Regions from separate parts of the Homo sapiens genome. Here region 1 is linked to region 2. Evidence: read pairs that join two places in POLR2A ChIA-PET (ENCODE). Cell type or tissue: Panc1. All regions are shown on one strand. Each heading gives the region's core, and the rest is flanking DNA. Links, peaks and the distances in the headings are about the cores only.

Region 1 (10,413 bases), core at 1,657-9,656, 170 kb before region 2:
GCCTGGTATTTCTTCATGGGATGGAGAGGCCGACCCTGCCTCCTGATTCCCTGTTCTCCCCAGACCGCCCATCCACTCTGCTTTGCCAGCTGGAAATTACAGTCCTAGAGGTTTCTGCCATCCCCACCTGTTACCCCTTTCGTCCCTAAATCCTGTCCTTTCTGCCTTCTGTATCCTAAATCCAACTCCGTGACAGCCAGGACCATGTCTGGCTCACGTAAATCAGTCACCTCCTTTCATCTCACCGGCTCACCTGGAGGGTGGCAGAGGCATTTCTTCCTCTTCTCCAAAGTCTGCCTGCTCTGTAGATGCCTGGGGGTTCCTGTGATGATCACGTCTCTGCCTTACCATGCTCCCCATTGCCTGCAGGGCCAGGTGCAAATTCTTAGGCTGGTCCCTAGGCCCCCTCATCCACCTCGTCCAGCCAGTTTCTCATTTGCTCCATCCAGGGCATGGTGTTTGTGGTTGTTTTTCTCACACATACACACAATAAACCTCACTCTTTTCACAGCTGCATAGTATTTCCCTAGTGTGTGTGCCACTGTAGTCTCCTAATGTAGCAGGGCGACCACAGTCCAGAACCCCTCAGACACCAAGTTGTGGAAGGAAAGGGCTTTATTCAGCTGGGAGCATTGACGGGCTCACGTCTCCAAAAACCGAGCTGCTTGAGTCAGCAATTCCTGTCGCTTTTAAGGGCTTACAACTCTAAGAGAGCCCGCGTGAGAGGGTCGTGATCGATTGAGCAAGCCGTGGGTACGTGACTGGGGGCTGCATGCACTGGTAATCAGAATGGAACAGAACAGGACAGGGTTTTTCACAGTGCTGTCCCGTGTAATGTCTGGAATCTATAGATAACATAAACCGGTTAAGTCAGGGGTCAGTCTGTAACTACCAGGCCTGGAACGCAGCACTGGGCTGTCTGACTACTGATTTCATTTCTTTCTTTTCTTTAACTCCTACTTTTTCTTTGAGGCAGAAATTGGGCATAAGATAACATGAGGGGTGGTGTCCTCCCTTACTAATACTGGACATTCTTCCAGTGACTGTTTAGTGTCTGTGCAGATATTTCTATGAGATAAATTCCTTGATGTGAAATTGCAACCCTAAAGTATGTAAAGCTGGACCTATTAGTAACACCACCAAATAGGTATGAAAGTGCATATTTTTCTGCATTCTCATTAATACTACATATTCCCAGTTTTGTTTTTGAGTTTTAGTCAATCTGGTGAGTGGAAAACATCATCCTGTGGTTCTAATTTTCATTTCCCTGATTGCCAGTGAAACTGAGTATCTTTTCATGTATTTATTGGCCTTTTGTGTTTCTCTTACTGTAAATTACCTTTTGGTATTTCTTACCCACTTTCCTATCAGTTAATTTATCTTCTTATCAACTCTGTTGATCTTCATGTTGCTTATTATGTTACAGTATGTTTTCTCCAAAGGTTATATAGATTGTCCTTTTTAAATCTTTATGTATGGTACCTTTCAGTGAACTGGAATTTTTTTTCTTTTTTTTTTTACTTTTTCAGTCCTTTTTTTTTTTATTTTAGAATAGATTTAGATTTACAGGACAGTTTTATGGATAATGCAGAGAATTGATTGGGATTTTTGTGTAATGTAATCTTTCCATGTGGAAGACGAAGGGTTTCCCCACCAAGACCATAAAGATAGTGTGCTTTCTTCTCTTTCAGGACTGGCTTTACTTTGTGTCCATCAGCTCTTAATCCCAACTCAAATCTGTTTGTCCTTGGTATGAGAGAAGGATCTAACTTGATTTTTTCCATCCCCAAACAGCCAGTGGGGACCCAACGTCAATTTTTCTGCCTTTTGTTTTGTTTTTTGAGAGAGGGTCTCACTCTGTCACCCAGGCTGGAGTGCAGTGGTACCATCATGGCTCACTGCAGCCTCGACCTCTTGGGATCAAGTAATCCTCCTGCCTCAACCTCCTTAGTAGCTAGGACTACAGACAGATGCCAACACACCCATCTAATTTTTAAATTTTTAGTAGAGACAAGGTCTCCCTATGTTGTGCAGGCCGATCTCAAATCCCTGGGCTGAAGTGATCTTCCCACTTCAGCCTCCCAAACTGCTGGGATCACGGGTGTGAGCCACCATGCCTCAGCTTTTTGGTCTTAATAATTCATCCTTTCAAGACAGATTTGAAGCTACCTTCTCCATATCCTAAGTTTATGACTTCACTCCTTCATCTGCTAGCCATGTTAAACTGTGATTTCATGAATCAGTGTCTTTTGTGGAATCTGTGGGTAGCTCCAGGGCCCATGGCAATTGCCCTTTAAATGCCAGGAAATGAATGAAACAGAGCATCTTGCGCCTGCCTTTCAGGCAGCCACGTCAGCAGGGTGATGCTTTGTGCCAAGAGCTTTACTAGGAAGGAGGGTGCCTTATCGGGATCAGTGTTATTGATTTTATTTTTCTAAATAGATAAAAGCATTCAAATAAAACAAAATTCGTAAGGTACCAAGGAGTACCTTTTTGAAAGTACTCCTTTCAAATTTGATGTTGAAAATGCGCTTCTTCCCCTGAGCCAGAGCCACCTGGCTGGCCGCCAGCCTCTGTCTGCGTGTGCACGTACCCGCCGTTTCCGCACCTTCTTTGCTCTTCAGGGTGTGTTCTGGCCGTCATCCCTGATTGGGTTGTAAAGGGCTCCTAATTCTTTTTTCCTGCCGCGTTGTACTCACTGTGGGTCTTCAGTGAGCTGCTGCTCCACTGTGCTTCCCGCGGCGGCCACAGAGCTTACTGGCTGCCTTCACTGGTGGCTGCCCCACTGGGCTCTGTGCCCAGACTGACCCCAGGAAGAAGGGCAGATTGGTGTACGAAGGGCTGTCACACTCTTTGTCTGCTCGACTGACTGGTTAAGCACAAAGCGAGAACTCCTGCTGACACTCATGCAGTACACCCGCAGCCCCTGCCTCAGCGTTCAAGACTTCATGGGATGCACTGCAAATGTAAGGAAGAGCTGGGCCTAACCATGAAAAATGAAAGTGAATACTAAGGCAGACCACCTGAAACAGAGCCAAGGGGAAGAGGAGGTTCTTGGAGGAACATCCACCTTGGGAGGTGGCGCCATTGGGGCAGCTCAGGCAGCTTTGGGAAGAGCAGCATGCCATCCCCACTTCTGTTCAGGGCTCCTGCAACTGCTTGCACTCTACTGAAAGCTGATGTCCCAGGCTCTGGGGATCCTCTTCCTTCACTGCCTGCGGCTATTCATTAAACATCCTGTGTGCGCTGCTTCAAAGCAGAAGGTCAGATGAAGCCAGCTCCCGCAGGCTGCCTGGTCAGATGGAGGAATGGACAAAGCCTGCGTAAAACGGCTCACGAAACCAGCCCTGACAATGACGTAGAGTTCCTTGCCTGGCAGACCAGAATCAATCCGAAAGGACAGTGCTGCCCAGTGTTGGCAGGATGTGAGGAAACAGGCATATGCTTCCCTGCTCATGAGATGCGGTCAGTAGTCCCTCTGGAGGCCAGTTTGGCAAAATCAAGCAAATGACTTTAAAATGTGCACACCCTTCAAAAAGCTAGATCGTTTTCTGGGGAACTAGATGGCAAAGATTCATTGACAAGGATGTTTGGCATAGCAATGTCATGATAGTGAAGAACTGGAAATTGCCTCAGTGCCCCACCATCGATTCAGTTCTGCCCGTGCTACGGAGTATTATATGGTACCTAAAAATGATGTCACAGGAAAATGGGAAAGTTAATGAAATACGCTGAGTGGAAAAAAGGCTTTGAAGCCATATGTAAAGTGTGATGCCAATTCTGTTTAGGGGAAAAGAAAGGCCATCTTTGGGTGTGAGGTTAATAGGAGTGTTTTTGGTTGCCTAGGGCTTATTTCCCCCTTTCTTTTTTTCTTTTTCTTTTTTTTTTTTTCCCACTCTGTCGCCCAGGCTGGAGTGCAATGGCACAGTCTCAGCTCACTGCAACCTCCGCCTCCCGTGTTTAAGCGATTCTCCTGCCTCAGCCTCCCAAGTGGCTGGGACTACAGGTGCGTGCCACCACACCCAGCTAATTTTTGTATTTTTAGTAGAGACGAGGTTTCTCCATGTTGGGCAGGCTGGTCTTGAACTCCTGACCTTGTGATCTGCCCGCCTCGCCCTCCCAAAGTGCTGGGATTATAGGCGTGAGCCACCGTGCCCATCCTCTTATTTCCCCTTTCTAAAGACCCTGTCGGCCTCCAAGCTCCTGCTCTTACCCCCACAGCCAGTTCTCACCAATTAGCCAGAATCACTTCTATTTAATAAGTTTTTAAAGTTTTGTTGGCTGGGTGCGGTGGCTCACACCTGTAATCCCAGCACTTTGGGAGGCCGAGGTGGGTGGATAACTTGAGGTCAGGAGTTCAAGACCAGCCTGGCCAACATGGTGAAACCCCGTCTCTACTAAAAATAGAAAAAAAAAAAAATTAGCTGGGCATGGTGGCATGCACCTGTAATCCCAGCTATTCAGGAGGCTGAGACAGGAGAATCATTTGAACCCGGGAGGCAGAGGTTGCAGTGAGCCGAGATTGTGCCATTGCACTCCAACCTAGGAGGCAGAGTGAGACTTCGTCTCAAAAAAAAAAAAAAATTTGGTTATAGATAATTTCAAGACATATACAAACGTTGAGAGGCTAGTAAAATGGACTCCATGTACCCATTTTCCATCTCAGCAAACACAGCCGTGGAGACTCCTCCTTCCCTCACCCATTGCCCCCCACCCCTGCCCCACATCATTGTGAATCAGAGCAAATGATTAGACTTATTTTATTCAGTACGTGTCTCTAAAAAGATAAGGTCTTGGTGGTTTGTTTGTTGTTGACAGAATCTCTTTCGCCGAGGCAGGAGTGCAGTGGTGCCATCCAGGCTCACTGCAGCTTCGACCTCCTGGGCTTAAGTGATCCTCCTGCCTCAGCCTCCCGAGTAGCTGGGACTACAGGCATGCACCATCCCACCTAGCTAACTTCTTTAAGTTTTTGTAGAGACAGGATCTCCCTGTGTTCCCCAGCCTGGTCTTAGACCCCTGGGCTCAAGTGATCCTCCCACCTTGGCTTCCCAAAGTGCTGAGATCACAGGCATGAGCCACAGTGCCCAGCCCTTGGTGGGTATTTTAAAACATAATTACAACATTATGATGACACCTAAAACACTGAACCATAAAAGAACTGTCATAAGCAATTGAGTCACTTCCCTGCTCCAGAATCTTCCAAGACTTTGCATCATCTTGGAAGGAAGCCTGGAGTCTTTAAGGTGGCCGCTAAGGCCCCTTTGCGGTGTGGCCCTGCCCTCTGCTCTTCTTCTCCCTGTCCCTGCGGTGCACTGGGCACTTGTGTCTTGATGCCCACCCTCCCTCATGCCCGCACGTTGGTAGGAGACTCCCCCCTTCTCATCATGGTGGTCTCTGCTCACATGTCACTGCCTCAGAGAGGTTTCACCTGATCCTTTTTTCCAAATGAGCTGCCACCTCAGGGCTCTGCACAACCTCCCTTTCCTTCATTTTTCTCCACGGACTACCAGGACCAGAAGTGAACTATGACCAGCCCTCCCCATGAGTATGAGCTCCCTGGGCGGGAGGGCCCCGTCCATCTCCCCCATGTCTGCATCCTCAGCACCCAGAACAGAGCGTGGACTAGAATATCACGGGTGCTGAGTAAATATTTGGCAAATAAGTAAAAGCCAACAATGTTTGGCTCTCTTCTGATCTCTTCCTGTGATGGAAATACATTGAGGTTTGCGGGGGGTGTGGGCTTCCTTCCTGTGTTGAGGAGGCGTCTTCCTCGCACCCTCCTCTGCACAGAAGCCGGGAGTCAGGCACTCCTTTGTTCCACCTCTGGGAGCGAGACCCAGGCCTAACCACTTGGATGCTCCTGAGGAAAGGACTCAGGGACGGCAGTCCTCACAGGCTTTTCTGGCCAGGGACCCTGCTGCTCCACACCCCTTGGCCAGGTTCTCCATCTTCCTGTGAATTCTGGAGCACCCCAGGATCCTCTCAGTGTTCTTATGTCTGGAGCAGCCAGCCAAGCAGGTTCTGTGTGGCCACCAAGGAGGAACTGACTGATGGAGCGGAAGTGCAGACAGGCTAGGGAGAGAGCAGCCTCACGCTCGTCAGGTCCTTGCGCACTGGGGATAAGAGCTGGGACAGGCGCAGATGCACCGTGGCTTCCCTCGAAACCCTCGTTTCCCTCCCATTTTGTTCACTTCCTCACTGTGGGGCCAGAGGGCCCCACCTTTCCTTCTCCCCTTACCACTGCCCGGCCCTGGGTCAGCTCCTGGACCCCTTCTCCACTGTGGACTCCCTGCCTGCCTGTTCTCAGACTTGAAACTGCACGGCCAAACAGTGATGCCACATGCATGTCCCTTGTCCCCACCTTGGCTCTTGACCCCTTCAGGCTGCCCGGAGCCACAGCGAGTTCCTGGCCAGCCTCCTGGGGACCTTAGCAGACTCCATGCTTCCTGCTGCTGAAGCCTCTGCACTCCCAGCGAACAGCCACCCCCACTAGACAAACGCAGTGCTCTCAGTTCTCACCTCCCTGCTGCCCACTGCACCCTTAATTCTGGATCCTGGCAGTCCTGCCTCTCCCAAAACCTTCTGCAGTCATCCCTTATTCTTGTACCGTTTGCTTTTTGTTCACTAGCTTTCTCTGCAGCAAATAAATGCGTTCCTGCGTCTCCTACCTTAAAACAGCCGTTCTGTCTCCACCCACATCTCCCTCGAGCTCCTGCCGCAGCTCCAAGCTTCCTCCCCCAGTTCTCTTTCACTCATGGCTGAATCCTGCCCACCCTCGGGCAGGTTGGATTCTTCGGAGCTCAGAGTGTCACAGAGAGCTCTCACTGTGGGCGGGTGAGGCCAGAAGGTCTGGAAGGAGGCAGTCAAGGCCCAGTCAACCTGGAGATTTCAGAAGGGCACCAAACCTGGAGGAAGGAACAAGAGGCAAGATGAAGGTCGCATCCGGAGCCTGGGCTGGAGCTGGGAGGCAGACAGCAGCGTGAAGGTGGGCGGCGGTCAGGCCATGATCGCCAGGAGGGGGACATGGCTGGAGAGGACGCGGCTCCCTCTCAGGTGGGATGTCTGAAGGACCTAAAGGGCCAGGAGCTGAGGAGACACCTCTTGGGGCACCAGGCACTCCAGCCAAGCTGCTCCGTCACCAGGGACCTCTCGGGCTCTTCCTGATGAGCAACCAGCACTTCCTTCCCTGGGCTTCCCAGGGCCCTCCTGGCTTCCTCAGCTGCCCTCAGGGATACCCCTCCCCCACCAGCCCTCGAGTCTTGGTGGGCCTCAGGATTCCACCCTAGCCCTTACTGTGACACAGGCCCATGAAGTCGGGGGTGCTAGGTGCCCCCCACTTGCCCCGATCCAGGACTGGGGCACTCTTTCCACTGCTGGGGGTGGCAGAGGAGTCACCTCTGCCAAAGGTGGTCACCTTACCAGGGCTGGGCCCCTTCCTTGGCAGCAGCCCAGTGCTGAGACACAAAGATCTTCCCCGTTGCCTTAGTTGAGGATGTCTCCGAAGGACCCTGCTGGCTCCGGAGTCCTTGTGGGGTCAGCTGAGGCCTTCACTGGCTGCGTGGCAGCCTGGTTTCCTTTGTCTCTCCCCGCATAAATTCCCTGCATCCTCTCTCCCTACGTAAATTCCCTGCTTGCTAATATCCATTTCAGAGCCTACTTTCTGGGGAAGCCAGCCTGAGACACCATCTCATCTGCACCCGAGGCCTCAGCTCCAGGCACATGCTAGCAGCTCCCAAATGAATACCTGTGGCCAGACTTTGCTGCTGAGCACCTATCTGTGTGGCACATGTCTGGGATTCAGCATGTGGGAAGCAGGAGTCACCGCCTTCCCAGGAGGACCCCTTCCCTGTCTTCCATGGCTCCATGAGTGGCACCAGTGTCTGCCCACTGCCCAGGCCTGGAGTCCTATGGACAGATTCGGTGCCCTGGAGCTCCCCAATCTCCCACAGTGCTCATTCCTCCTCACCCTCCCTGTCGCTGCCTTGGTGCAGCTCTTCCTGCAACCCCCTTGGATTTCCGCCAGAGCATCCCACTGTCTCTTTCCAGGCTTTCTCCACCAGCTCCACCTTGTGCTGTCCCGGAGTGTGACCGTCCTTCAGATGCTCATGTGTTCGCATTGCTGATGTGCATAAAATCTTTCAGACTTTCCCCCTCAGGGTGAAATGCCACGGTGCAGCCTGGGGTTGGAGGGCATTGGTGCCCCCTTTCCCAGGCTCACATGCCACCCTGCTCCCTGCAGGCTTCCACGCTTTTGCCGCGTCCTAGAACTTGGCAGCCACCCCAACTCAAGATGATCATTTGCCTCCAAGCTTTTCCGCATCTGTCTCCTCCTGGAGAGGCCTCTTCCCATTGTCCTCCTCTGCCTGGTTCACATCTCTTCAGCCTCAAGACGAGGCTCCGGCCAAGGCATCTCCTCTTCGAGCAGCCCTTGTTGCAGGCCCATCAGGCTGTCCCCCTCACTGACGCGGGCCGTGAGCATCAGAGGGACAGGTGCTGTGGCCGTACTCCCTGAGTCCACAGAGCCTGGCATGGCAGGGGGACTCACTCAGCACACTCGTGCTTTGTCTGCTTCTGGAGGGTAGATTTCAAAGAAGCATAAAGAGGTAGAACTTAAAAAAAAAGATTCTAGGGCCAGGCACGGTGGCTCACACCTGTAATCCCAGCACTTTGGGAGGCTGAGGCAGGTGGATCACTTGAGGTCAAGAGTTCAAGACCAGCCTGGCCAACATGGTGAAACCCCGGGTCTACTAAAAATACAAAAATTAGCCGGGCATTGTGGTGTGCACCTGTAGTCCCAGCTACTCAGGAGGCTGAGGTTGTTGTAGTGAGCCAAGATCACGCCACTGCACTCCAGCCTGGGCGACAGAGCAAGACTGTCTCAAAAAAAAAAAAAAAAAAATTAAGAAGAGAGATGTCTCAGGTGGGCTGGGAGATCTTGCACTGAAGCTTTGAATATGGATTACAAAGGAGCCCAGTGAGGAAAAGAAGGGAAGCATTAAAGGCTGCAGGGGCTCCCCTCAGAGCTTGTTCGTGGTCTCAGGTTTGGAAAGAAGGGCACCAAAGTAAGGTAGCCGGACAAACGGCGTGGACCAGCGGGAGTGTTGTTGGGAAATGCCGAAGGCCATAAAAGGAGTTTCTGTGTAGTTACTTTTGAAGCAAGGAGTGCGGTTTGGGGCTGACAGTAAAACGTTAGCCCTGATGCAGACGGAACAACACTACACAATTCGTATTTTGCTTTTGCCGTCTTTGTCAAGGAGAACAGTTTTTCATTTGGAATCAAATATTGGTCGTCGAAGGGGGTTAAAGCCTAAGAGAGTGTGGGAGGCTGCATGACCAACCTCACTGTGCAGAGGAGGCCGTCTCCCCGGTGGGACGGCGTCTCACTGCTCCTGGGAGACATGAAGTTGGGGCCGTGGCTCCATGGGGACTTTTGGAGGCGGAGGGCTTCCAGGAGATGGGGGCAATGGTGCTTGATGTGCTCCTCCAGGTTATTCTCTAGGGGATTCCGGCTTGGGAGCACATACGTAGAAAAGGAAACACTGCTTTCTAGGAGTCCTAACAAGAAATCATACCAGGCAAGCCTCACTTTTCCACAGGTCAACCAGAATCATACTCCAGAGAGGACTGTGCAGTGCCTGTATGTAGGTTTCCTGGGCATTTGGTAGAGGCTGTCACCATAGGCTGGGTTCGGCATGAAGGAATGCGGGTCAAATGATGACAGAATGAAGTGGGCTCATTATCAAAAGGTGCTGCTGGCCATCAGAGTGTGCCCAGAGGGCAGGCCCTGTCACCACCCCGAGTTCTGTCTCCACTCACAGGTTGGCCAGGGCAGGCCCAGTGTTTTGGATGAGGCTATTAATGGAACAATGGTCAGATTCACAGATGACATGAATACAACTGACAGCAGACCGAAGATCCCAGAAGATCTCAACAGACTGTAATGATGGACTGAGTTGAAAAGGGAGGCCCAGCTGCACAATTAAGAACAGGATCTGGGAAATGGGATTTGACAGCAAGACGTGTGAAAAAAAAAGACTTTGGGCTCAATCTGTTAACTGCGTTGTGTTGTGGGGCTGCCAAGAAAATGAGCATCAGCCTCAACTCCGAGTGTCGCACTTGAAAGGGAACATTGACAACCCCCAGGGCCGTCAGAGGACCCAAACCAAAATGGCAAAAAAAGATACAAAAAGATGGGAATGAGGGGGCTGTGGCACCTGCAGGAAGGGGCAGCCACGGGAATGTGGCAACTTCTTCCAAGCGTAGAGGACCTAGGTTGGCGGAGAGCTCCCTCCTGGAGGCCCCAGAGGACAGGATCCAGAAGCTTTGAGTGGAAGTCCCAGAAGGGCAGGTTTTGGCAAAATATGGGAACGATTTCCTTTGGTTAGTCCGGTAAATGAATTTGGGCTGTCTTGG
Region 2 (10,413 bases), core at 906-8,905:
TCCAGCCTAGGCAACAGAGCAAGACTCTGTCTCAATAAAATAAAATAAAATAAAATAAAATAAAATAAAATAAAATAAAATAAAATAGGCTGGGCGTGGTGGCTCACGCCTGTAATCCCAGCACTTTGGGAGGCTGAGGCAGGTGGATCACCTGAAGTCAGGAGTTTGAGACCATCCTGGCCAACATGGTGAAACCTCGTCTCTACTAAAAATACAAAAATTAGCTAGGTGCGGTGGCGCACGCCTGTAATCCCAGCTGCTGGGGAGGCAGAGGCAGGAGAATCGCTTGAACCCGGGAGGCGGAGGTTGCAGTGAGCCAATATCGCGCCACTGCACTCTAGCCTAGATGACAGAGTGAGACTCCATCTAAAAAAAAAAAAAAAAATTAGTTGGGTGTGGTGGCAGATGCCTGTAATCCCAACGACTCAGGAAGCTGAGGCAGGAGAATTGCTTGAACCGGGAAGTCAGAGGGTGCAGTGAGCCGAGATTGGGCCACTGCACTCCAGCCTGGGTGACAGAACAAGACTCCGTCTCAGAGAAAAAAAAAAAAAAAATTATGACCTTTTTATCAGCGATCTCAACTCAGTGGGGACTTAACATGACACGGTTTTATTTCTTTTCCATTCAAGGCTTTTAACCCATTTCTGTCACATTTCCCTTTCTGTATCCTTCTTGAGGTCTTGGATAGATTCCATAGCTTTATTATGACTTTTAGCGTTAAAAGCCCAATCAGGGCCTGTAACCCCAACACTGTAGAAGGCTGAGGAGGGAGGATTGCTTAAGCCTAGGAGTTCAAGACTAGCCTCGTCAACATGGCAAAACCCCATCTCTGTGAAAAACTTAAAAATTAGCCAGGCTTTCTGGTGCACACCTGTGGTCCTTGCTACTTGGGAGGTTGAGGCTGGAGGATCGCTTGAGCCCAGGAGGTCGAGCCTGCAGTGAGTCATGATTGCTCTACTGCATTCCAACCTCAGAGCAAGGCCCTGCCTCAAAAACAAAACAAAACAAAACAAACAAACAAAACAAGCCGGGCACGGTGGCTCACGTCTGTAATCCTAGCATTTTGGGAGGCTGAGACGGGCAGATCACTTGAGGTCATGAGTTCGAGACCAGCCTGGCAACCATGGCGAAACCCTGTCTCTACTAAAATACAAAAATTAGCCAGGCATGGTGGCGCATGCCTGTAGTCCTAGCTGCTTGGGAGGCTTAGTAGGCAGGAGAATCTCTTGAACCCGGGAGGAGGAGGTTGCAGTAAGCTGAGATTGTGCCGCTGCACTCCTGCCTGGGTGACAGAGCGAGACTCCATCTCAAAAAAAGAAAGAAAGAAAGAAAACAAACAAAAACAAAACGAACAAACAAAAAAACAAACAAAAACCCCTGCCATCTCATTTCTGATATATATCATCTGTGTTCCCGCCCTGTCATCCTTCTCCAGGCTTGGGGATCAGTTTCTGCTGCAGGGACTTGGATGTGGGGAAGGGCTTTGGTCAGCCTTTCACCCCTCCATTTGCTGCAGTTGGCTGGAGGGGGATATATTTGTGTGTTCACTTGTGCCTGGTGTTGAGTGTAGGCGGTCATGGGATGGTCCTGGTACACGTTCCCTTCCTTCTCAGGTCTAACTTTTCCAGTGTTGAGGAAAGAGAGAGAAGAAGGGTAATTTCCCTTTACTTAATTTCCCACAGTTTAATCGCCACTCCTTTTGTGGTTGTTACTGGTTGACTGAGTGTGATTTGGTGTCCAGATATTGGTTCTCATAGTGGGAGGCTCAGCCCCTGTCAGGTCTCCTTGCTTCTTGCTTCTCACTGTTGGGGTCCCGTTTGCCTGGAGGGTACCCTTCTTTGGGGAGCCTACCCAAGGGTTGTAGTAGAGACCACTCCAGGGCCAACCCCTCTTTTTTTTTTAATTTTCGAGACAGGGCTTGCTTTGTTGCCCAGGCTAGAGCGCAGTGGTGCAATCTCGGTTCACTGCAGCCTCAACCTCCTGGCCTCAAGTGATCCTCCCACCTCAGCCTCCCGAGTAGCTGGAACTACAGGCATGCACCAGTGCACCCTGCCACCAACCCCTCTTTCTGCCCAACTCTCTCTCTAATTCTCTCCTCCCTCTGCTCTAAGAGTGAGGAGGGCAGGAGAGCAAGTTCACTGCCTGAGCAGAGGTCTGATTGTGGCATGAGGTGCCAGTCTTCCTTCTTTGCAGGAGCCTCCAAATTGTTTTGGAACATCCCCTTCATTTGACTTGGAAAGGTATGTGAGTTATCTTTTTTTTTTTTTTTGAGACAGAGTTTCACTCTTGTTACCCAGGCTGGAGTGCAATGGCATGATCTTGGCTCACCGCAACCTCCACCTCCTGGGTTCAAGCAATTCTCCTGCCTCAGCCTCCCGAGTAGCTGGGATTACAGGCATGTGCCACCACGCCCGGCTAATTTTTGTATTTTTAGTAGAGACAAGGTTTCTCCATGTTGGTCAGGCTGGTCTCGATCTCCCGACCTCAGGTGATCCGCCCACCTCAGCCTCCCAAAGTGCTGGGATAACAGGTGTGAGCCACCGCGCCCGGCGTGAGTTATCTATTGATGTATAAAAAAGTATGCCCAAAACTCAGTGGCTTAAAACAATAAGCATTTATTATGTCACAGTTTCTGTGGGGAGGAATTAGGAAGCAATTTAGCTGGGTGGTTCTGGCTCAGACTCTCTCATGGGTTGCAGTCAATGTTGGCTGGGGCTGCAATCACCTGAAGGCTTTAATTGGGGCTGGAAGATCCACCTCCAACCTCACTCTCGTGGCTGTTGGCAAGAGGCTTCAGTTTCTCACCATGAGGACCTGCATGAAGGGCTGCTCACAATATTGTAGCTGGCTTTCCCTAGAGTAAGTGATCCGAGGAGAAAAACACTGAGGTGGAGACCGCAATGTCTTTTATGACTTAGCTTCAGAAATGCCATATCACTGCTTCTTCCATATTCTATTGGTCACATAGACCCAACCTAATATCGTGTGGGAAAGAACTACACAAGGGCATGAATAGCAGGAGGGGAAATCATGGGGGCCACTTGGAAGTGACTATCACAAGATGTGAGGGAAAATTCTCTTTACTGAGCACTGATCCACTGATAAATTTCCCGCCATCCTGACCCCTAACAGCTTCTCTCTGTCTCTCTCTTTTATTTTTTTTGGATGGAGTTTCGCTTTTGTTGCCCAGGCTGGTGTACAATGGTGCAATTTGGCTCACTGCAACCTCTGCCTCCCAGGTTCAAGAGATTCTCCTGTCTCAGCCTCCCAAGTAGCTGGGATTACAGGCATGCGCCACCATGCCCGGCTAATTTTGTATTTTTAGTAGAGATGGGGTTTCTCCATGTTGGTCAGGCTGGTCTCGAACTCCTGACCTCTGGTAATCCACCCGCCCTGGCCTCCCAAAGTGCTGGGATTACAGGCGTGAGCCACCACGCCTGGCCCGCTCTCTCTTTTTTAGACAGGGTCTCATTCTATCACCCAGGGTGGAGTGCAGTGGCACGTTTATAGCTCACTGTAATCTCAAACTCCTGGGCCCAAGTGATCGTCTGGCCTCAGCCTCCTGAGTAGCTGGAACTACAGGTGCTCACCACCATGCCTGGCTAATTTTTTCAATGTTTTTGTAGTGATGGGGTGTCATTATATTGACCAGGCTGTTCTCGAACTCCTGGCCTCAAGCCATCTTCCCTCCTCAGCCTCCCAAAGTGCTGGGATTACAGGTGTAAGCCACCATTCCCTGACCCAACAGCTTCTCTCTCTCTTTTTTGTAATTGGACAGCCTCCTCAGCCAGAGAAGGCTTAGAGAGACTTTCTAGCTTCTCTTAAAGACTGAAAATTTGGTCTTACTGGGGTGATGGTATGGCTCTGAGGACTTGTTTTTTGCTTAGATGTCCAATAGAAATATAAACCTATTATCACCAAAATGAAACTACTGATCTTTTCTCCATAAAGACATATCTTCCATAATTTCCCTTCTATCAGTATATGGCAATTCCATCTTTCCAGTTGCTGTGGCCCAAAATCTTGGAGTCATCCTTCACTCCTCTCCTTCTCTCTCTCTCTCTTTTTTTTTTTTTTTTTTTTTTTTTTTTGAGACAGAGTCTCGCTCTGCCACACAGGCTGGAATGATGGAGTAGTATGATCTCGGCTCACTGCAACCTCCGCCTCCCGGGTTCAAGCAATTCTCCTGCCTCAGCCTCCCGAGTAGCTGGGATTACAGGCATGTGCCACCACACCTGGCTGATTTTTGTATTTTTAGTAGAGATGGGGTTTCACCATGTTGGCCAGGCTGGTCTTGAACTCCTGACCTCAGGTGATCCGCCCGCCAGGGCCTCCCAAAGTGTTGTTTACAGGCGTGAGTCACTGTGCCTGGCCCATTCCTCTCCTTTTCTTAGACCTCTGTGTTTCCCATCAGCAAACCCTGCTGGCTGTACCTTGAAAATATATCTAAGACCCATCCAGTAGCCCCACCCAGCCCCCAGCCCTTCCCTTTCCCACTGGGTAACCGCACAGCTGCCTGCTTATTCTCTTTGCTCCTACCCTTTCTACTCTACAGTCACTCCTCAAGTCAGTAGCCAGAGTGATCCTTTAAAAATATAGGTTAGATTACAACCTCCTCTGTTCAAAACCTTCCAGAGACTCTCCATCTCTTTTATTTATTTATTTGAGACAGAGTCTCGCTCTGTCGCCCAGGCTGGAGTATAGTGGCGTGATCTCGGCTCATTGCAACCTCCACCTCCTGGGTTCAAGCGATTCTCCTGCCTCAGCCCCCACAAGTAACTGGGATTACAGATGCGTGCCATCATGCCTGGCTAATTTTTGTATTTTTAGTAGAGACGGAGTTTCACCGTGTTGGCCAGGCTGGTCTCAAACTCCTGACCTCAGGTCATCTGCCTGTCTTGGCCTCCCAAAGTGCTGGGATTACAGGTGTGAGCCACTGTGCCTAGCCCAGTCTTTCATTTCATGCTTTCAGAAGTCCAGTGTGGTGGGTTTCATCACACTCATTTTACAGACAGAAGATCTGAGACTCAGAGAGATTACGTAATTTTCCTGAGATCATACAGTACAGCTGGGTCTCAAAAGGCAGAAGTTTCATTCCAACTCCAATCAGATATGCCAGAGTTCTCCTCCTTCACCACACCCCATTCTACGATCCTTGGCGAATCTTATGCCCTAACTCTGTGGGAAGCAAGCATCTGGATCCCCAGAGGCATTGCTGAATTGTGGGAGCTCTGCCACTGCAAGGAGAGCCACCATAGATCTGAGATCTGGTCCTCAGGATACTGGTTTTTATCAATTCCCCTGCAAATAAACAGACTGGGAGGGCTAAGTCACTCTGGCTAAACTAATAACTAAGTGATAAACCCAAATACACACTAATTTCTTAATTTATACAGAAAAATTAAACTGCTAAGAGGATTAGAACGTTAGGCTGGAAGTCTTTATAAATACGCTCAGAAAATAGGCTTTATTTGAATAAAGTTATATGGAGATCTAACACAGGCTGCTTAGAAGCACTCTCTTTCCTGGACAGAACTGATACAACTCTGACTTATTTTCATCCCTTGACTGTTCTTTTTCTAGATTGCAGACGCCTCTCTCTTTAGTTATGACAACATTATATTGGATGGGTCACAATGAACTTTACTAGATTATAGTTAATTACAGTTTTCCTTCCCTCAGGGAAATTTAGAAAACACCACAAATGCATACCCAGCATATTTCCTCATCATCTCCACGGGAGACTTTGAGAAGCTTTTCCTTACGGCAACTCTCACACATCCATGAAGCTGGAGGGAGTGTTGTGCACCCCTATCTCAGCTGCAGCAGTTCTCAACATCCTGATGCTTTTTTTGTTTATCCATCCTACCCTTCTAAACACACACACACGATATTCCTCTAGAGTATCTTAAAGCAAATCTTTAATTCTTATCTTTAAATTCAGGAGTTGGAGCCTCTATGAACTGTTCTTGTCATTTTTTTTTTTTAAGAGATAGGGTCTTTCTCTGTCACCCAGGCTGGAGTGGAGTGGCCTGATCATGGCTCACTACAGCCTTGACCCCCGGGGTAAAATGTCGCAGCCTCCCAAGTAGCTGGGCCTACCGGCGCACACTAGCACACCCAGACAATTTTTTGTATTTTTTGTATTTTTTAGAGACGGGGTCTTACTATGTTGCCCAGGCTGGTGTCAAACTCCTGAATTCAAGTGATCCTCCTGCCTCGGCCTCCAAAGTGCTCGTACTGCAGGTGTGAGCCACTGAGCCCAGCCTGTCCTAATCTTAAAGATTACCACAACAAGTCATTGTGAGGTCAAAATGAGATACTGCATGTGAAAGGGCTGTAGTTCTGAAAACTGGGCTGCGTATTAAATTCTCTGGTGGAGGGTGGGGTGGGCACGATGGCTCATGCCTATAATTCCAACACTTTCGAGGGCCAAGGTAGTAGGATGCCTCGAGCCCGGGAGTTCAAGACCAGCCTGGGCAAATAGCAAGACATTATCTCTACAAAAAATAAAATAATAGCCAGGCATGGTGACACCTGACTGTATTCCAACTACTCAGAAGGCTAAGGCAGGAGGATCCCTTGAGCCCAGGAGTTTGAGCCAGGAGAATCCCTTGAGCCCAGGAGTTTGAGGCTGCAGTTCACACCACTGCACTCTAGCCTGGGTGACAGAACAAGACCCCATCTCTTAAAAGAAAAAAAAAAAGGCCAGGCATGGTGGCTCACGCCTGTAATCCCAGTACTTTGGGACGCTGAAGTGGGCGGATTGCTTGAACCCAGGAGTTCGAGACCAGCCTGGCCAACATGGTGAAACCCCGTCTCTACAAAAAATATAAAATTTAGCTGGGTGTGGTGGCATGTGCCTGTGGTCCCAGCTACTCAGGAGGCTGAGGTGGGAGGATGGCTTGAGCCTGGGAGGCAGAGGTTGCAGTGAGCTGTGATCACACCACTGCCCTCCACTGGGTGATAGAGTGAGACTCTCTCTCAAAAAAAAAAATTAAATTCTCCAGGTTTTATTTTTTTTTCTTCAAAGCTAAATCCCTACACTTGTTGAGTCACGTGTCTGGCAGTAGGGCTCAGGCAAAGGTACCTACCCCAGGATATTTGACTGTGGCTTTCAGGAGTCCAATGTTGAGAAGTCACCGCTGGGAAGTAGCTAGCTAGTTAGTGTTGGAGCTGCTATCCTCTTGTATGCTTCAGTGGCTACCTGGGGAACTGGAGGTACAGTTGGTAGGACCCGGTCAGCTGTGACTATTGGGCTGAAGATGGACCTGACACACTGGATACCTGAGGATGGATGGATGGTTGTACTTGGCCTAGGGAGGGCTGCTTCTGTCCTGGGAGGGGGTGGATCAGAATTGAATGGCAAGGTTTGTAAAAGAAGGGTGAGAAGCAGTGGAAAGAATAGGCCAAGAGGCTGCCCTGGAGCCTCTGTCATGGGGTGAAGGGGCATCAGGCTTCAAGGTGCTCCTGAGTGGAGGTACTTCTTTGGTTGTTGTTGTTTTTAATTTTTTAAAAGGGACAGGGTCTCAACATCTTGCCCAGGCTGATCTTGAACTCCTGGGCTCAAGCGATCCTCCCAAAGTGCTAGAATTACAGGCATGAGCCACTGCGCCCAGCCCTGCTCTTTGGTTTGGAAGACAGGAAGGTAGAGGAATCATGCAGAACTGCTGGAATGCACAACTCACATTGCATATGAATACCCCGGCCCTGAAGTTGTGCAGCCCTAGATCGTGGGAGATAGATGATTCCACAGAGAAAAAGGGGACCACTAGGCAGCTGAAAGGATGGTAGCGCAAGACCTGAGCCAGCTTTCGGAGGTGCCTCTGCGTGTGAGTAAAAGGTGGCGTTGAAGGGGCCATGGCTACTTGTTCTCTTTCCCACTACCACCCCTCAACACCTTGACTGTGTTGAACTTAGCTGAAGCTTGTGCTTCTGAAAAGCACCTACAGTAAAGAAATTCCCCATCCTTTTGTCTTCCTTCCATCTCACTTTGTAGACTCCGTTGTCCAGGCTGGAGTATAGTGGCGCGATCTTGGCTCACTGCAACCTCTGCCTCCCAGGCTCAAGAGATTCTCATATCTCAGCCTCCCAAGTAGCTGGGATTACACACACGTGCCATGATGCCCGGCAAATTTTTTATGTATTTTTAGTAGAGACAGGGTTTCACCATGTTTGTTGGCCAGGCTGGTCTTAAACTCCTGACATATGATCTGTCCGCCTCAGCATCCCAAAGCGCTGGGATTACAGGCATGAGCCACTGCGCCCAGCTGAGAGATGGCTGTCTTAACGGACTACCCTGCTCTGGAATATCCCAAGATAAGACCCACTTCCACCCTTCCTCAGTGACTCAGATAAGACCCTCTCCATCCTTCCTCTCACGAAAGATCCCTTGTTTACCTGGATTACCCCAGGTCTCCTTCCTTTTGTTTTGCTTTGAGATGGAGTTTCACTCTTGTTGCTCAGGCTGGAGTGCAATGGCGTGATCTCGGCTCACTGCAACCTCCGCCTCCTGGGTTCAAGCAATTCTCCTGCCTCAGCCTTCCAAGTAGCTGGGATTACAGGCACCATGCCTGGCTAATTTTTGTATTTTTAGTAGAGACAGGGTTTCACCATGTTGGCCAGGCTGGTCTCGAACTCCTGACCTCAAATGATTCCGCCCTCCACCCCCACCTCGGCCTCCCAAAGTGCTGGGATTGCAGGTGTGAGCCACCGAGCCCCGCCTGTCCTTCCTTTCCTTTTTTTTTTCTTTTGAGATGGAGTCTCACTCTGTTGCTCAGGCTCGAGTGCAGTGGCATGATCTTGGCTCACTGCAACCTCTTCCTCCTGGGTTCAAGCGATTCTCCTGCCTCAACCTCCCGAGTGGCTGGGACTACAGGTGTGCACTACCACGCTTGGCTAATTTTTGTATTTCTAGTTGAGATGGGGTTTCACTATATTGGCCAGGCTGGTCTCGAACTCCTGACCTCATGATCCACCCGCCTCAGCCTCCCAAAGTACTGGGATTACAGGTATGAGCCACCGGGCCTGGCTCTTCCTTTTCTTTGATACATTCCTCATTAATAAGCATTCTTCCTATTGCAACAGTCTGAACAAAATGATTTGATTTATAGTCCAGTGCATCTCACCTTTCACACCCTTCTCCTTTATTCCCCTTTTCCTCATCACACAGAATTTTACAATGAGATTTCTGCTTGTGTCAATCTATCAGAAATTCAGCTGACAGGGTGCATGACACTGCGAATGAATTTAATGCCTTTGAACTGAACACACATGGTCCTGACTTAATGATGGTTTGACTTAGGATTTTTAGACTTTAGGATGGGTTTAGTTTTTCTGTAGGTAACCCCATTGTAAGTTGAGGACCATCTGTACTTAAAAATTATACGCTGTATTTTATGTATTTTTTTTCTTTTTTTTTTTTGAGACAGAGTTTCACTCTTGTTGCCTAGGCTGGAGTGCAGTGGCGCGATCTTGGCTCACCGCAACCTCCACTTCCCAGGTTCAAGCGATTCTCCTGCCTCAGCCTCCCAACTAGCTGGGATTACAGGCATGCGCCACCACACCCGGCTAATTTTGTATTTTTAGTAGAGACGGGGTTTCTTCATGTTGGTCAGGCTGGTCTCGAACTCCCGACCTCAGATGAGCCACCCACCTCGGCCTCCCAAAGTGCTGGGATTACAGGTGTGAGCCACCGCGCCCGGCCTTTATGTGCATTTTACTACAATTAAAAATTCATCTTGCAGAGAAATGCAATGGAAATAATTTATTCAAAACAATTAGAACCCCTACTATGTGCTGGGTGATAGGTTGGGGTTGGGGAAATGGGTGGGGCCTGAGTTAGGAAATGAGTAAGACCTGCTTCCTGTGGTCCTGGAGCTCCCAGCCTTGCTGCGGAGACAAACCCATAATCTGTTAATTGAGCTCCATAATTCCAGGTGACACACATTACAGTACACATGCGTAGCGCCTGATTTCAGTCAGGATGCAAAGGGCTTTGAATGCTACACTAAGGACTTTGGATTTTGGTAATTGGGAGTTATGAATGGTTTTAAAGCCAGTGTATGACACGAACAGATTCATTGCAATTCCTAAAGTCTTAGCACCAGACATTTGACATTGTAGGGTGTCAAAGACTGATGGCAGTGACAGGCTGGGCACCATGGCTCACACCTGTAATCTCAGCACTTTGAGAGATGAGGTGGGAGGATCGCTTAAGGCCAGAAGTTCAAAACCAGCCTGGGCAACATAGAGACCCCCATCTTTAGAAAAAATTTTAAAAATTAGCTGAGGCTCACCCAGCAGTTTGAGACTGTAGTGAGCTATGATCACAGTACTGCACCCCAGCCTGATGGATTGAGACCCCATTTCTTCTTTTTTTTGTTTTTTTGAGACGGATCTGCTGCTCAGGCT

The links. ChIA-PET counts read pairs that join two places held together with the same protein. Peaks named below come from ENCODE experiments on the same cell type or tissue, not always from the same donor. Only the 100,000 strongest peaks of a DNase experiment are listed, where the experiment ranks them.
Region 1: POLR2A ChIA-PET joins it to region 2 with 16 read pairs; 3 of 35 experiments call an interaction of 5 or more read pairs at or near these places.

Annotation. Positions count from the first base shown.
Region 1 is chr2:96,909,284-96,919,696 of GRCh38, reverse strand. All of the region lies in intron 12 of FAM178B (family with sequence similarity 178 member B), which reads left to right. It overlaps LOC101927053 (a long non-coding RNA gene), which reads right to left and starts at 591. Exons shown (of 3, transcript NR_110209.1): 1 at 254-591. RefSeq lists an enhancer at 5,774-6,461. In Panc1, for the core only: no CTCF peak of the experiment used is centred there; a DNase peak (open chromatin) is centred at 5,196.
Region 2 is chr2:96,742,545-96,752,957 of GRCh38, reverse strand. No RefSeq gene overlaps it. Among named protein-coding and RNA genes, the nearest start is that of LMAN2L, 7.7 kb to the right of the region's middle. In Panc1, for the core only: no CTCF peak of the experiment used is centred there; no DNase peak of the experiment used is centred there.